Regions from separate parts of the Homo sapiens genome. Here region 2 is linked to region 1. Evidence: read pairs that join two places in POLR2A ChIA-PET (ENCODE). Cell type or tissue: B cell. All regions are shown on one strand. Each heading gives the region's core, and the rest is flanking DNA. Links, peaks and the distances in the headings are about the cores only. Region 1 overlaps SPPL3 (signal peptide peptidase like 3). Region 2 overlaps CABP1 (calcium binding protein 1).

Evidence for each region. ChIA-PET counts read pairs that join two places held together with the same protein. Peaks named below come from ENCODE experiments on the same cell type or tissue, not always from the same donor. Only the 100,000 strongest peaks of a DNase experiment are listed, where the experiment ranks them.
Region 2: POLR2A ChIA-PET joins it to region 1 with 10 read pairs; 5 of 35 experiments call an interaction of 5 or more read pairs at or near these places.

The regions. Positions count from the first base shown.
Region 1 is chr12:120,775,405-120,783,739 of GRCh38, forward strand. SPPL3 (signal peptide peptidase like 3) reads right to left here. Exons shown (of 11, transcript NM_139015.5): 5 at 8,270-8,335; 6 at 7,251-7,363. Among named protein-coding and RNA genes, the nearest start is that of ACADS, 54 kb to the left of the region's middle. RefSeq lists an enhancer at 7,638-8,335. In B cell, for the core only: no CTCF peak of the experiment used is centred there; no DNase peak of the experiment used is centred there.
Region 2 is chr12:120,661,305-120,669,639 of GRCh38, forward strand. It overlaps CABP1 (calcium binding protein 1), which reads left to right. Exons shown (of 6, transcript NM_001033677.2): 6 at 5,571-6,020. The coding sequence ends at 5,596. Among named protein-coding and RNA genes, the nearest start is that of MLEC, 22 kb to the right of the region's middle. RefSeq lists enhancers at 5,405-5,926, 5,927-6,447. In B cell, for the core only: a CTCF peak has its summit at 382; DNase peaks (open chromatin) are centred at 1,797, 4,947, 5,189 and 5,411; H3K4me3 peaks cover 585 bases; H3K27ac peaks cover 122 bases.

The sequences.
Region 1 (8,335 bases), core at 132-8,131:
GCCTCCCAAAGAGTTGGGATTACAGGTGTGAGCCACCGTGCCCGGTTGAGTGTAGCATTTTAAAACAAAATATCAATTGTTAGATTTCTGGCCCTAAACATGTTCTAATCATAGGTTAGTAGCAATTGCTATAAAACGAGGGGACTGAATCAGACATCTGTCAAGATTCTGTTAGTCCCTGAACTAGGCAGGGGATAGACTGTAAACCAGGTTCTATGATCCTTGATCACTAGGGGTGTGTACTCAATATTCATCAGCTTTTAGCTAACATACCATCACCCATAGGTCCAACTCTTTCAAGTCTTCCCAAATTTGAAAGGTTAATTTGCCAGATGAAACTGAGAGTAGATAAAACAGCCCTAGACTTCAGTTCGGGAAAATCCCGAAGTCCATTCTTAATGTTAATACTTCTTAGTGTAGCCCTGAAAATAATTTATTATCCTGTTTTCACTCTAAATTAACTTCAAAGAACAGACTTCAGTTAAGAAACACTAATTAAAAAAAAAACCCAGCCACCAAATATCACTGCTTACAAGATGATTTCAGATTCTGCAGAGAAGTCTGAAAGATAATATTCACAGCAGAGAGCAAGACACTACAGTGTATTACACAACATGGCTAGAAAGCCAGACTACTGTGACAGCAGAAAACAAGTCAAACACTAGTCTGAGAAACAAACGAAAAGCTCAAAGGCTCTCTTTGAGGAAAAATTCCATCCTTGGTCACAAGGGCGTTTCAACCAGTGCAAACTGGCAGGAAGAAGAGATCTGTGGATAAGTAATACTGGGAAACTGCAATAATGACAGAAAAATGTGGTAAAATTCTAATTAGGGTTTCGGGGAGCCTCACTGAACATTCAGCAAAACTTTTCAACTATGAAGTGAATTTTCCAATGGAAATGTACTTCTGATAGCGGCCACTGGGGAAAAAAGTTTGTTCTTTATGGCCAATTTTCTGTCAACTGTACAGTCTAGAGGAAGGGACTCGCATTGTAAAACAGACCCTTTAGTATGTCTTACAGAGAGGTGCTCACCCCATTCCTCCTTTAGTGAGTCTGATAAACCCATTCCAGACCTGTCTGCAGAAGTACAACGAATAAAATTCTCCCGACTTGCTCTAAAGTGTATGTTTCCAATGGCTGTGAAAAGAATGTCACCTTCCACCATGCTGAACTTTTTTTTTTTGGTAACATACTATTAGTAAACAGGCATTTTTTCTGTTCTCTGCAATGCTAAGATAGGACAGAGCTAAGGGTAGAAAGACCACACTGCTTATTGTTTTGAGAAACAGCTCATCTTTTTTGGGTCAGCGGCTTACTAAGCACTTTTAAACCCTCAGCAAAACATGTAAATAGTATCATGTGTGTCTGGACATGTGAATAAAGAGGTTCAAGAAAGGAGAGCCATCAAAAAGTTAGCAGTGGGATTACTGAGAAACTCAGACCACATGGGGGACTGAGACTTCAAGGTAGTTAAAATATCATTTGTCATAATATGGGCTTTGCATCTGCTAGCAGTGAAACTAATCATCCTGCTTAGGTGATTACTGCTTTACATTACTTTAAACCAGTAGCACCTGGTGCTTTCATTGTCTCATTCCACATTTGTTTAGGTGGATTTAAGTGTATCATTATGGGGGTGGCCTCTCAATCTGTCATTTAAAGACACCATCATAAAACAGTCTCTCTTAGGAATATGTGGTTCACAGTCATCCAAACAGCCAACTTACATGCACTGAAAAAATCTGGTTTAGATTCTAACCAACTAACTGGAATTTCTAAATAGTTTCTGTTCAGAAGTAACAGCAGGAGAAACATCTGCCTGTTTCCTCATCAGGAAGCCACTGGACTAGGTAAGATTTAAGGGATATACTCATAAAAGAAGCTATGAGATTGATTTGGACTAAAATTTATTCTCTGTGCCCCAATAATTATCATGATCAAGATTCCTTAATATTGTATAACACATATTTTTAAAAGATTAGGTTTTACTAAAGTTTTTCAGAATTCCCTATATGCTCTGTTTATACATGCATCACTTCTTCCCTACTTTAAGTTAACAAATTATTGTTTGCAGAATTCAACAAATGCTACTCTCCGGAAAAGTCTAATGCACATAGCTGTCACTTTATCACTCTTAATAATAACTAGTCCTTATAGAATCAGCACTTACCCACCCTTTTACCATACCACCCTTTTACCATAAGCTGGGCAAGCAACTTGCTGTATTACTTTGAATGCAATGTCATCAACTTCCGGAAGCACTGAAGTATCGTAACACAAATCACAAGCTACTGAAAGCACTAATTAATACTTGATTTGGGAAATCAGGTCTGGTAGCCATTGCACTTCAGACTGCTTATATGCATAGTGGGTTCTCTAGTACTGAAGCAAACAATCACAGCACATGTTTTTATAAGGGAATACAAGATGCTAAACAAATGACCAAACCTGTCAGAATCAGCAAAGGTGAATTACTACACAGACGGGCACGGGTGATTTTGACTTTGCCTTTCCTGTCTGCGTCATCAAAGGTCTGTATAGTCTAGAGGGTAACTTGGTCTGCAAACTCAAGGAACTGTTTTAATAGCTTGGTATATGGTAGACACTCAAAAAAAGCATTGAATAACTACTATGAAAACAGATTTACATATTTGTAAAAAATAAAAACATATTTAACATTTTATTTCCAAAATGACTGAAAAGCAATTTTTTTTTTTTTTTTTTTTTTTGAGATGGAGTCTTACTCTGTTGCCCAGGCTGGAGTGCAGTGGTGTGATCTCGGCTCACTGCAACCTCCACCTCCTGGGTTGAAGCGATTCTCCTGTCTCACCATTCTGAGTAGCTGGGATTACAGGCGCACACCACCACACCTGGCTAATTTTTGAACTTTTAGTAGAGACGGGGTTTCACCATGTTGGCCAGGCTGGTCTCGAACTCCTGACCTCAGGTGATGCGCCTGCCTCAGCCTCCCAAAGTGCTGGGATTACAAGCATGAGCCACCGCGCCCGGCCTGAACAGTAAAATTGACAGTTTCTCTTTAGATGTAGCAGTTCTATGAAAGTTCCCACATGCATTTACAGAGTCACCACCATGCTCAGCATAGAGAATGGTCACATCACCCCCAAAACCCCTGTTTTTTCTTTATAGTCACCCTACTCCTCCACACAAACCCTGCCAACCACTGAGCTGTTCTCCATCACTATAATCTTGTCTTTTTAACAAATGTATTTTAAAATTGTAAGTATAACTTATATTTGTATGCTTTACAATTTGCAATCCACTTGCTAGTTTATTTCCACAGAATACTCAGTTTCTTATGACATTTTACTAACTAACTTGACACACAGACATTCAAATCATTGTACTGGTCAAAGTCACTTACGAAGAAAAAAAATTCCTAGATGCAGAAGGACAAGTTTTTTGTTTTCCTTAAAGTTTAAAATTTCTTTCTTATTAAGATGATTCTGATTCTGGATCCAGAAAAAAAATACAATCATTTTTGTCAAATTCTATCCAAATTGACCAGAACATCCTTGGTTTTGAGTTAATTCATATATTTGATGCAAATGTCTTCTAAAAAAAAATCCAAACAATTACTTAAGCCCAGGAGCTTGAGGTCACAGTGAGTTAGGATCATGTTACCATATTGCAGCCTGGACAACAGAGCAAGAACCTTTCTCTAAAACAAATTAAAAATAAAAACCCCAAACAATGGACCAAATACTATGCAGCAAACTTAAGATCAGTCATACAAAGTATATATAGCCTATAAGATCAGTACTTAGAAACTGTTTGACTAACTTAGCTACTCCAAACTTGAGGCAGTGACAGTAAGCATCACTCTGGGTGGCTCTGGGCTCAGACAATGATGAACATCAACCCCAACACCTCTGAGCCAGCCCCAGAGCTGCAGGGAAACACTGCCTGGTGGAGTGCAGAGGAGCCTCCCAGACCTGGCACTGGTTCCAAAGAACTCTGTCTCCAAAGTCTGGAGTAGCTTTGTGGTTATTTGGAGTAGGTAACAGGAATAGATGCAATCCATACCTGTACCCCAGATTTTCAAATTCTTCCCTTAAAAATTCTTTGGAATTACAAGTAGTATAAAATTGACTGTCTTTATATTTTAACCTTCTTCTCTTTGGAACCACCAAAAGAAAGGAAAAGGTGATAGTTCACAACCCCTTTTAAAGAATTTTACTTTGTGGGGCAGAGCAGTTAGATAAAAATTTTTTGAGATTACAAAAGTGAACTGTGGAAATGTAAGGACTGCATATAAAGGAAGTGAAGGCCAGCTGCGGTGGGCTCACGCCTGTAATCCCAGCACCTTGGGAGGCTGAGGCGGGTGGATCACCTGAGGTCAGGAGTTCAAGACCAGCCTGGCCAACGTGGCGAAACCTTGTCTCTACTAAAAATACAAAAAAAAAAAAAAAAAAAAAAAAAAAATTAGCAAGGTGTGGTGGTGGGCACCTGTAATCCCAGTTACTCAGGAGGCTGAGGCAGGAGAATCACTTGAACCTAGGAGGCGGAGGTTGCAGTGAGCTGAGATCGTGCCACTGCACTCCAGCCTGGGCAACAGAGTGAGACTCCATCTCAAAAAAAAAAAAAGAAGTGGAAACAGAATGATACGGTTTAAAAGAAAAGTTTAAAAACATCTCAAGGGGCTGGGCCTCGTGGCTCAGTACATGCTTGTAATCCCAGTGCTTTGTAGAGATGCAGTCTCACTATGTTGCCCAGGCTGGTCTTGAACTCCTCGCCTCAAGCAATCCTCCCATCCTGGCCTCTCAAAGTGCTGGGAGCCAATGCACTGGCCCCATCCCAGCACTTTGGGAGGACTGCTTGAGGCCAGGAGTTCAAGACCAGCCTGGGTAACATAGTGAGACCCATCTCTATAAAATAATAATAAAAAAAATTGTCTGGGTATGGTGGCTTGTGTCTGTGTACTTGAGAGGCAGAGGTGGGAGGACTGCTTGAGTTCAAGAGTTGGGTAAGCACTGATCATGCCACTGCACTCCAGCCTGAGCAACAGAGTAAGGCCCTGTCTCCAAACAAAACAAAAAAAGCTGGGGGAGGCCAGGCACAGTGGCTCATGCCTGTGCACTTTGGGAGGCCGAGGCGGGAGGATCGCCTGGGTCCAGGAGTTCAAGACCAGCCTGGGCAACATGAAGACACCCTGTCTCTATTTAAAAAAAAAAAAAAAAAAAGCTGGGCGTGGTGGCTCACGCCTGTAATCCCAGAACTTTGGGAGGCTGAGGCGGGTGGATCACCTGAGGTCAGGGGTTCGAGACTAGCCTGACCAACATGGTGAAACCCCGTCTCTACTAAAAAATACAAAAATTAAAAAAAAAAACAAAACAAAAATTAGCTGGGCATGGTGGCGTGTGCCCACAATCCCAGCTACTTGGGAGGCTGAGGCAGAATAGTTGGAATCCGGGAGACGAAGGCTGCAGCGAGCCAAGATCACACCATTGCACTCCAGCCTGGGCAACAAAAGCGAAACTCCCTCCCCCAAAAAAAGGTTTTAAGGGAAAAACCAGGAAAATTATGGGTGATTTTCAGAAACAGCCTCCAAGATGCTTTGGTGGTAAGTATGAATTCTATATAAGGGGTCTGTGGCTGGGATGAGCTAGTTCTCTGAACCTTTGTTTACTCTTTTGAAAATGGAAACAAACAGCAGTACCTACTTCAAAGAGTTGTTCTGAGGATTAAAAGAGATGATCCATGTAAAGCACCTAGCAGACTGCCTAATCAATAAAAAGCACTCCATTCATCCTAGGTATTATTGTCATTATTACTTCATCCTTATCATCAATGAAGAGAAATTCTCATATGCTACAGGTTGGAGTATAAACTACTATAGCCTATCTGAAAGGCAATATAATAATAGGTATAGATTTTTTTAATGCAAGAATTCTGTTCTAGGAATTTCATGTCTAGGTATTCATCCTTAATACTCTGGAGTTATTAAAAAGGATATGATATACTTTTATGTAATGATATAGACATGTATTTATATCATTAAAGTGTATGATGTATATCACGTACATAATGCAGGTTATATATAACATGTTATATTACATATACTACATATATAATATAGAGCATAATATGATGCATTATATTACAGTCTAATCCCATCTCCTTATTGTTACGTTTTTTTTTTTTTTTTTTTTTTTTTTTTTTTTTTTTGAGACGGAGTCTTGCTCTGTTGCCCAGGCCGGAGTGCAGTGGCTCGATCTTGGCTCACTGCAAGCTCCGCCTCCCGGGTTCACACCTCCGGAGTTCTCCTGCCTCAGCCTCCCGAGTAGCTGGGACTACAGGTGCCTACCACCACTCCCAGCTAATTTTTTGTATTTTTAGTAGAGACGGGGTCTCACCATTTTAGCCATTTTAGCCAGGATGGTCTTGATCTCCTGACCTTGTGATCCGCCTGCCTCAGCCTCCCATTACAGGCATGAACCACAATGCCCAGCCCTTATTGTTACTTTTTAAAGAGACAGGGTCTCACTCTGTTGCTGAGGCTGGAGTGCAGTAGCATGATCATAGCTCTCTGTAATCTTGAACTCCTGGGCTCAAGGGATCCTCCCGCCTCAGCCTCCCAAGTAGCTGGGACTGCAGGTGTACCATGCCCAGATGATTTTTATTTTTGTAGAAATGGGATCTTGCTATGTTGTCCAGACTGGTCTTGAACTCTTGGTCTCAAGTGATCCTCCTGCCTCAGCCTCCCAATGTGCTGGGATTACAGGCATGAGCCATTGTGCGAAGCTTCCATTTATATAAAAAAGCATAGTCTGCACAAAAACTTGTACATTAATATTCAAAGAAGCATCATTCATAATAGCCTAAAAAGTGGAAACAACCGGTAAACGAATAAATAAAATTAGTGTATCCATACAATGGAACAGTATTCAGCCATAAAAAGGAAGTGCTGATACAGGTTACAACACAGATGAACCTTGAAAACATGCTAAGTGAAACAAGTCAGACACAAAAGGCCACATAATGTATGATTCCATTTATGGAAAATGTCCAGAATGGAGAAATCCATAGAAACAGAAAGTAGAGACTAGTGGATACCTGGGGCTGGGGAGGTGGGTAAGGGGAATGACCGCTCATTTGTTTTGGCGGGGGTGGGTGTGAAAATGCTCTAAAAGTTTATTGTAGTGATGGTTGTACAGCTCTGTGAATATCCTAAAGTATCTATAAAACTCTATAAAGTAAAATTACAATTTGTCACAAATTAGTCACTCACCATCCATGAGAAGCCAATGGCCAGTGAGAACCCAGATGAGGACGAGCATGACAGACAGAGAGAATGACAGCAACTCAGCAGCAGTGAAACGTCCACAGCAACCAAAGGAAATCCTGGAAAACACACAACACTTATTGGACAGTGGGCACACTTTATTCAGTAACCAAATTCTCCTTTGGTATTTCGTGATGGCTGGATTAGAATAGCAGATAATACCAAGATAGCTGGAAATCCAAAATACCCAATCCTTTTTTGGAGAAACCTATGGAAAGCTCACAGGAATATACTTCTGCACCAACTGATAATGTCTTTTTGGGACCAATTATCAACATGGGCATTTAGAAGTTTGAAGTGATAATATTAACCTCTGGAAAAGCTAATAAGTATGGAGGAAATTCTATTCTTATGAGGAAAACAAAATGAAGAAATGCCAACAATTCAACTCATTTACCAAAGATGGTATCACTCTATTTAGAAGATTGTAAATCTTTTGGTTATCACTAATTCCTGCGAGCATCAGCTGCCACCAATGACTGGTTTCCTAAGTGCGTTCAGCATCTCCATTAGCACAGAATTTTGTTTCCGTGCAGCAATGACTTTCAGAGTTAAGGTGTGAACACTAGGATTAAACGCAAGTAGGTAGCATATCTAGGCCACCGAAGACCAAAGGCAAAGAAGAACGTTTGAGTTCAACCACTATTCTCATATTTCATCAACTCACAGTAAAGGAATGAAAGCACCGTTTCAAAAGAAAACTGCTCATCTTTCAATGATCTAAGTAGGAAGCACATTACAATGACTCAGACTTCCTAAGTTTTGTTTGTATTTCCTCTGACATGAGAAGGTACAAAAGGAAGTACTAGCTTCTGGCTTTAAAGATCAAATGTGTCACTTCCTGGTCTTTTGGCATTTCTGTGCTCCAGCCAATAACAGAAATTGAGAATCCTAATAATGCTATCAAATATGACAGAAAAATATATACAAGTTTATAATTTAAGAGGAAAGTCCCAAGTCCTTACTTGTTCTGAGGTGAGCAGGGTCTTGTTAAATACTGGCACATCGGGAGGAGAAGAAAAGCAAAAGCT
Region 2 (8,335 bases), core at 336-8,335, 110 kb before region 1:
CAATCCGCCCTAATTTTCCAACCCCCAGCCCTTTCATCCTCTTATCCCTCCGTCCATGCCCCCGTCTAATCCATCTCCCATCCCTTCCCCATGCATCTATTCATGCATCTGTCCATCCATCTATCCATCCTCTACCTTTCCATTCATCTGTCCATTTATCCATCCATTCATCTACCTATCTATCCATCTGTCCACCATCCATCCATCCATCCATTTATCTACCCATCTATCCATCCATCCATCCTCTACCTATCCATCCATCTGTCCATTTATCCATTCATCCATTCATCTACCTATCTATCTATCTGTCCATCATCCATCCATCCATTTATCCATCCATCCATCCGTCCATCCATTCGTCTACATATCTATCCATCCATCCATCCATCCATCCACCTATCCATCCATCTGTCCATCCATTCATCTACCTATTCATCTATCTGTCCATCTTTCCATATCTATCTCTCCATTTTTCATCTGTTTATCTCCTTATCTGTCCAGATGCCTATTTATCCATTCCTCCATCTCTAAGCAATCATTCCTATAGCAATTTATCCATGCATTTATCTGTCCATTCGTGCATCTATTCATTCTTCTCTACATTCACCCATGAATCTATCTATGTATTCATCTACTCATATAGATCTCTCTATGTGTTCACACTTCTATACTTCCATTCACACATTCATGTCTCTTCGTCTGCATATACTTCTACCCATACTTGCATTGATCTATCCATCTATCTGTTCAGTCATTTCCTCATCTATATCCATCTACTCATCCATTCACCCATCCCTGTGTCCATCTGCACCCATCCTTCTCTATCCATTTATCTGTCTACCCACGCATGCATCCATCCACGGTAGGTGTTTTCTGAACATTACATTCCTCAACTGGACACTCAGGCTCCCTAAGATCTGACCACAGCTCACCTCCCCAGCCACAACTCAACAGTCCTTCATTCACACTCCACCAAAATACTTGTGATCAGTGAAGCTGCTAGGGTCCCTCTTGAATACACTGATCTTTTTGCCAGGAGGGCTTTTTTGTTGTTGTTTGTTTGTTTGTTTGTTTGAGACAGAGTCTCACTCTGTTGCCCAGGCTGGAGTGTGGTGGCAGGATCTTGGCTCACTGCAAACTGCGCCTCCCAGATTCAAGTGATTCTCCTGCCTCAGCTTCCCAAGTAGCTGGGATTACAGGCGCCCACCACCATGCCCGGCTAATTTTTGTATTTTCAGTTGAGACGGGGTTTCACCATGTTGACCAGGCTAGTCTTGAACTCCTGACCTCAAGTGATCCACCCGCCTCGGCCTCCCAAAGTGCTGGGATTACAGGCGTGAGCCACTGTGCCTGGCCACCAGGAGGGCTTTTATCCTGTTCTTTTTTTTTTTTTTTTTGAGACAAAGTCTCGCTCTTGTACTCCAGGCTGGAGTGCAATGGCACGATCTCAGCTCACTGCAACCTCTGCCTCCTGGATTCAAGCGATTCTCCTGCCTCAGCCTCCCGAATAGCTGGGATTACAGGCGCCTACCACCACGTCCAGCTAGTTTTTGTATTTTCAGTAGAGATGGGGTTTCACTATGTTGGCCAGGCTGGTCTGGAACTCCTGAACTCAGGTGATCCACCCGCCTTGGCCTCCCAAAGTGCTGGGATTATAGGTGTGAGCCACTGCATCTGGCCTATCCTGTTTTTTACTTGGGCTAAGTTCTGTTAGCCCAAGGGACATTCTTCATGACTCGACAGTGGGACTCCTTCTTCTAGCACCCTTCCCTGGTTCCTCAAACTGAACTTCCTCTTTTCTGGGTTTTCACAGCACGTCAGGCTCACCTGTTCTTCACACTGTCCCCTAACTGCTGGTTAGAGTTGTCTTCCCAGTTGACTCTGAACTTTGAAAGAAGAACCCTATTTTCTTAATCACTGCATTTCTTGCATAACACAGCTAGTGCTCAGTGAAAGGTTATTTATTTATTTATTTATTTATTTATTTTAAGACAGGGTCTTGCTCTGTCGCCCAGGCTGGAGTGCAGTGGCGTAATCTCGGCTCACTGCAACCTCCGCCTCCCGGGTTCAAGTGATTCTTGTGGCTCAGCCTCCCGAGTAGCTGGGACTATAGGGGTGCACCACCATGCCTGGCTAATTTTTTGTATTTTTAGTAGAGACAGGGTTTCACCATGTTGGCCAGGCTGGTCTCGAACTCCTGGCCTCAAGTGATCCACCCGCCTTAGCCTCCCAAAGTGCTGGGATTACAGTCGTGAGCCACCGCGCCCAGCCTCAAAGACTTTCTTTTTAAAGAATCAATAGTAATCATAATAGTTATAATTTACTGTACACTTATGTGCAGTCATTGTACTAAGTAGCTTTACACATATTCTTACATTTAATTCTCAGAATGACTCTATGGATTGCATTATTATAACCTCATGTTACAGATGAGGAAACTGAGGCTCAGAGAAGTAATATAACTAGCTCAAGATTGCCTGCCTACTAAGAGGCAGAGCTGGGGCACAGCCCCAGGCCTGAAATCACAGCAGAATGCAGTCTTGTGCATGACGCCATGTGAGGCACTACGGGATACAGGGAAAGGGTAAAATGTTGACTCTGCACACCAGGAACTTGCATTCTGAGCAGAAAGACAAGATAAGCATGTGCCAGAGACCGTGAGTGTCCAGAACACAAAGGCTGGGAGGTTTTCTCTCAGGAGCAGTTGGCCTTCAAGGCCAGGGAGCGTGGATAGTTGGAGAGAAGGCTTTGTTATCACCAGATCTGGAAATCTCAGGTCTCCCTGTATCCAGGTAGCGCCCACCACAGATGACAGCCTTGCTCTTGAAAGCCTGGCATCCCCCATTCATCCTACGAGGATGCATTGTACATCTGCTGTGTGCTAAGATCTGGTCTCTGCCTCGAAGAGCTCAAAACCAGCAAGAAAACCAGAGAAAACAATAGCATAATCCATGTGTGCTGGGGGAAGCACAGGGGGCTGCTATAGAGGGGGCGCCTGTGCCAAGTTGCAGGGAGGGATTAGGGAAGACTTCCTGGAGGAGGTTATAAATAATTAGAGCCCCCCAAAATGGGAAGAGCCACCAGGTGAGAGGGAAGGGCAGGTATTTACCCAAATGAGTTGAAAACCTATGTCCACACAAATCTGTACATAGATGCTTATAGCAGCTTTATTCATAATTGTCCAAACTTGGAAACAACCAAGGTGTCCTTTCAGTAAGTGATGGATAAATAAACGGGGGCACATCCAGACAATGGGATATTGCTCAGTGCTAAAAAGAGATGAGCTAGGCCAGGCGCTGTGGCTCATGCCTGTAATCCCAGCACTATGGTAGGCCGAGGTGGGCAGATCACTTGATGTCAGGAGTTTGAGACCAGCCTGATCAACATGGTGAAACCCTGTCTCTATTAAAAATACAAAAAAAATTAGCTGGGTGTGGTGGCGCACACCTGTAATCCCAGCACTTGGGAGGCTGAGACACAGAATCGCTTGAACCCGGGAGGCGGAGGTTGTAGTGAGCTGAGATGGTACTGCTGCACTCCAGCCTGGGCAACAGAGCAAGACTCTGTCTCAAAAAGAAAAAAAAAAAAGAGAGAGAGAGAGATGAGCTATCTAGTCATGAAAAGACATGGTGAAGAGGGGACACACATGCATATTACTAAGTGAAAAGCCAATCTGAAAACACTGCATACCCTATGATTTCATCTATATGACATTCTGGAAAAGGCAAAACTATGGAGACAGTAAAAAGATCAGTGGGTGCAAGGGGTTGGGGGGAGGGAGGGATGAATAGGCAGAGAAGAGAAGATTTTTAGGGCAGTGAAACTATTCTGTATGAGGCCAGGTACAGTGGCACATGCCTGTAATCCTAGTATTTTGGGAGGCTGAGGCAGGAGGATCACTTGAGGTCAGGAGTTCGAGACCAGCCTGGGCAACATGGTGAAACCCCGTCTCTACTAAAAATACAAAAAAAATTAGCCAGGCTTGGTGGCGCATGCCTGTAGTCCCAGCTACCTGGAGAGCTGAGGTGGGAGGATCGCTTGAGCCCGGGAGGTCAAGGCTGCAGTGAGCCGAGATTGTGCCACTGTACTCCAGCCTGGGTGACAAAGTGAGACCCTGTCTCAAAAATAAATAAATAAATAAAAATAAACGATTCTGTATGATACAACAGCAGAGGATGCATGTCATTATACATTTGTCTGAACCCATAGAATGTACATCGCCAACAATGAACCCTGATGTAAACTGTGGTCTCCAGGTGATAACGATGTGTCGGTGTCGGTTTCTCACTTACAACAAATGCACCACTCTGTGTGGGATGTGGTTGGTGTGGGAGGCTATGCGTATGCGGGGACAGGGGTTGCAGAAAAAAATCTCCGTACTTTCTAATCCGTTTTGCCATAAACCTAAAATTGCCCTTAAAAAAAGAGAGAGAGAGGCCCGGCGCGGTGGCTCACGCCTGTAATCCCAGCACTTTGGGAAGCCGAGGTGGGCGGATCACGAGGTCAGGAGATCGAGACCATCCTGGCTAACATGGTGAAACCCCATCTCTATAAAAATACAAAAAATTAGCTGGACGTCGTGGCGGGCTCCTGGTCCCAGCTACTTGGGAGGCTGAGGCAGGAGAATGGCGTGAACCCGGGAGGCAGAGCTTGCAGTGAGCCAAGATCACGCCACTGCACTCCAGCCTAGGTGACAGAGCGAGACTCTGTCTCAAAAAAAAAAAAAAGAAAAGAGAGAGAGAGAAGGGGCTGGGCACGGTGGCCACACCTGTAATCCCAGCACTTTGGGAGGCCAAGGCAGGAGGATTGCTAGAGCCCAGGAGTTTGACCTTACAGTGAGCTATAATCATGCCACTGCACTTCAGCGTGGGCGACAGAGGGAGACTCTGTCTCTACATTAAAAAAAAAAAAAAAAAAGGAAGAAGAAGAAGGGAGGGGGTACAGGTTGCTTTCAGAAAAGCTGAGAGGAGACCAGCCTGGCCAACATGGTGAAACCCCATCTCTACTAAAAGTACAAAAATTAGCCAAGCGTGGTAGTGCACACCTGTAATCCCAGCTACTAGGGAGGCTGAGGCAGGAGAATCGCTTGAACCCAGGAGGTGGAGGCTTCAGTGAGCTGAGATCGCATCACCGCACTCCAGCCTGGGTGACAGAGCAAGACTCCATCTCAAAAAAAAAAAAAAAAAAAAAATGCTGAGAGGTGAGAGAGAGAGTGCGCCAGCTGCACTTGAGGGGCTGAAAAGATCTGTGTAGTTGGAGCACAGAGGTTGGGAGTTAGCCTGAGAGATATGGCTGGAGATGTCAGCTGGCGCCAGATCAGGGAGGGCCATGAGGCTGTGTCAGGATATTGGAGATTTTTCCAGTGGAGAGCTGTGGGAGGTTTACGCAGCGGTCAGATCCGCAGATTAGAACACTCTCGCTGGCTGCTGTGTCCATGGATTGGAGAGGGCGGAATGGATGGGGGACCAGCACAGAGTTGGGGCAGTGGCAACAGGGTGGGGTCTGAAGGCAGCAACCTGGGGAGGCCTCTGGCTGCTGCTTGCTCCCCAGCTGCTCCTCTACCCTTCTAGAGTTTGTCCGGATGATGTCCCGCTGAGGCCGCGAGGGCCCCTCCAGGACTGCCAAGCTCCCAAAGGCGGGGCTAAGAGGAGCTAGAGCTTGCCTCACCCGCTGTAGCCGCCGAGAGCCCAGGATGTACTGGCGGATGGGGCCTGCCTGCACCCCGGGGAGGCGCCCACCCCGGACCCCCACCCCTCCGCACTGTGAAAGACTAACTCCTGCAACTGGAAAGCGGGGGCGCCCGCCGACGAGGAGGCCACCGTGCCAAGCCGGCAGAGGTCATGCCAGGCGCCAAGGGCCATGTGCCCAGCTGCTGCTGGCTGGGTGGGCCAGGGAGCCCGCCAGCAGACCCCACACAGCATGTCCGCCCCAGGGCAAAGCCTCCCACCTTCGCTCTGCGCCCGTCCCAGCTCGCCTCAGCCCTGTTATCTCAGAACCAATAAAAATATTTCCAAGAGCAAGACAGCCGTGATGGTCTTTCCTCCTTGGGCCTGGTTAGATGACCCTCACATTTCCTGAGTACCAACTGCATGCCCAGAACCTGCTGATCATTTTTGCATTCAGCATTTTTTGTTTGTTTATTTATTTATTTCGAGAAGAAGTCAAATGAGGGTTCTTTTGACCTTCCTGTGTTTTCTGTTTTGAGACAGGGTCTAGCTCCGTCACCCAGGCTGGAGTGCAGTGGCGTGATCTCAGCTCACTGTAACCTCTGCTTCCCAGGTTCAAGCGATTCTCCTGCCTCAGCCTCCCGAGTAGCTGGGATTACAGGCGCCCGCCACCACGCCTGGCTAATTTTTGTATTTTTAGTAGAGATGGGGTTTCACATGTTGGGCAGGCTGGTCTCAAACTCCTGATCTCAAGGGATCTGCCTGCCTTGGCCTCCCAAAGGGCTGGGATTCCAGGCGTGAGTCTCCATGCCTGGCCAACATGCATTTATTGAGTACCTATTATGTACTCAGTGACTTCCATTCTCATCCGTGGGCCAGAACCTGGGACTGCTAAGGGAGACTGAAGAATGTAGTTAGTTATTTAGCTGGGTACTCAGCTTCCCCAAACAAAATCAGGTTCTATAAGAAGAGAAGCATCCAGCAGAGTCTGTATCACTTCTGACTTTCTGGAACTTTTATACTGGTTGGAGAGACAGGCATGAGAGAAACACATCATATAGGATTACAAATTGTGATACTGCTATTGAGGAAAAATATAGGGACCTTCGGCAGGATATACTAAGGAGGCCTGGCCTCCTGTAGGGAGGTCAGAAAAGGCTTGCCCAGTGAAGTGATGTCAAGGGTTTTGCTCTGGAGGAAGTCCCAGTGTGTGCGGACAGACAGATATAGACACAGCTGCCACTGGCTGCGCGCCGTGGCTCATGCCTGTAATCCCAGCACTCTGGGGAGGCTGAGGCGGGAGGATCACCTGAGTTCAGGAGTTCAAGACTAACCTGACCAACGTGGCCTGTCTCTACAAAAATAGAAAAATTAGCCGGGCGTGGTGGCATGCACCTAGAGTCCCAGCTTCAGGAGAATCGCTTGAACCCAGGAGGTGGAGGCTGCAGTGGGCCGAGATCATGCCACTGGGTGACGGAGCGAGACTCCGTCTAAAAAAAGAAAGAAATAGCTGCCATCCTCTCTGCTGAGTGGGAGGAAGATGTGTAGCCAATAGGCCCAGGGTTTGCTTGCTGTGTGACTTAGGGCCAGTCGCGTCCCCTTTCTGAAGCTCAGTTTCTTCCTGTGTAATGTGGGGATGATAAAGGATGGGGTCAGTGCATAGCAAGTGCCCTCAGGGCATTGCACCACACGGCACACCCCAGGGACTGCTATTCAGACTGCAGTGGAATCATGCAATTGAAAAGACCCATTGTAATTCGTTTCTATAAGTGAAGTCTTAAAGCAGCCCAAAGGAGAAATCTGTGGGTAGAAGTTGTCGAGTCTTAGACAGGCTTGGAGCGTACTTGGGCAGGTGTGTGGGGTGGCCGGTGTACCTCAAGCCATTGGTTCCCAAATCTTAGCATACAGCAGAATTGCCTGGAGCATTTGTGAAGCCCAGATCTGGGCCACCCCCGCAGTGATTCTGATCCCATGTCTGGGGCGCAGTCCATGAATTTGCATCTCTTACAAGTTCCCAGAGGATGCTGATGCTGCCAGTCCATGGACAACAACCTGAATAGCACTGCTGTAAACCCCAGACACAAGGGAGGCTGGTGTGCCTCCAGGCAGCCAGGGGAGGCTGCGGGGTTGATGGCTGGGGGTGGGAGGTGGGCAGAGCATCCGCTGCCCGCTGTGCTGCCGCAGAGGGAGGATCCTTATTCTCAGACCTGGCAGGGAATGTGCAGGATCGTGGGCCCCAGCCAGAGGCCCGGGTAATCCTCACGTTCCCGAGGTCAGTGGGGCTGGGAGCTCCAAATTCACTCTAATAATCCAATTCTGAGACTAAGCCCTTGGCTCTGTGCCCTGCTAGGCAAGCCTGCAGCCCTGCCTGCCTCTGTACTAGCTTGGCTCCGCCCAGAGACTCCAGAGTTTCACTGTTTCAGAAACACAGTGGCCTTGGAGGGCAACCTGCGGGAAGAGGGCTTCTGTAGACATCTCTATCGGCTGGCAGGGTGAGCCCCCAGGAACACCACTCAGGATAGACTTAGGGATAAACTAGGACTTCTTTGTCCCCAGTGTGTGGCTGCCTAAAATCAAAGAAGTGGCAAGCCTGGCCAACATGGTGAAACCCCGTCTGTACTAAAAATACAAAAATTAGCCAGGCGTAGTGGGGCATGACTGTAATCTCA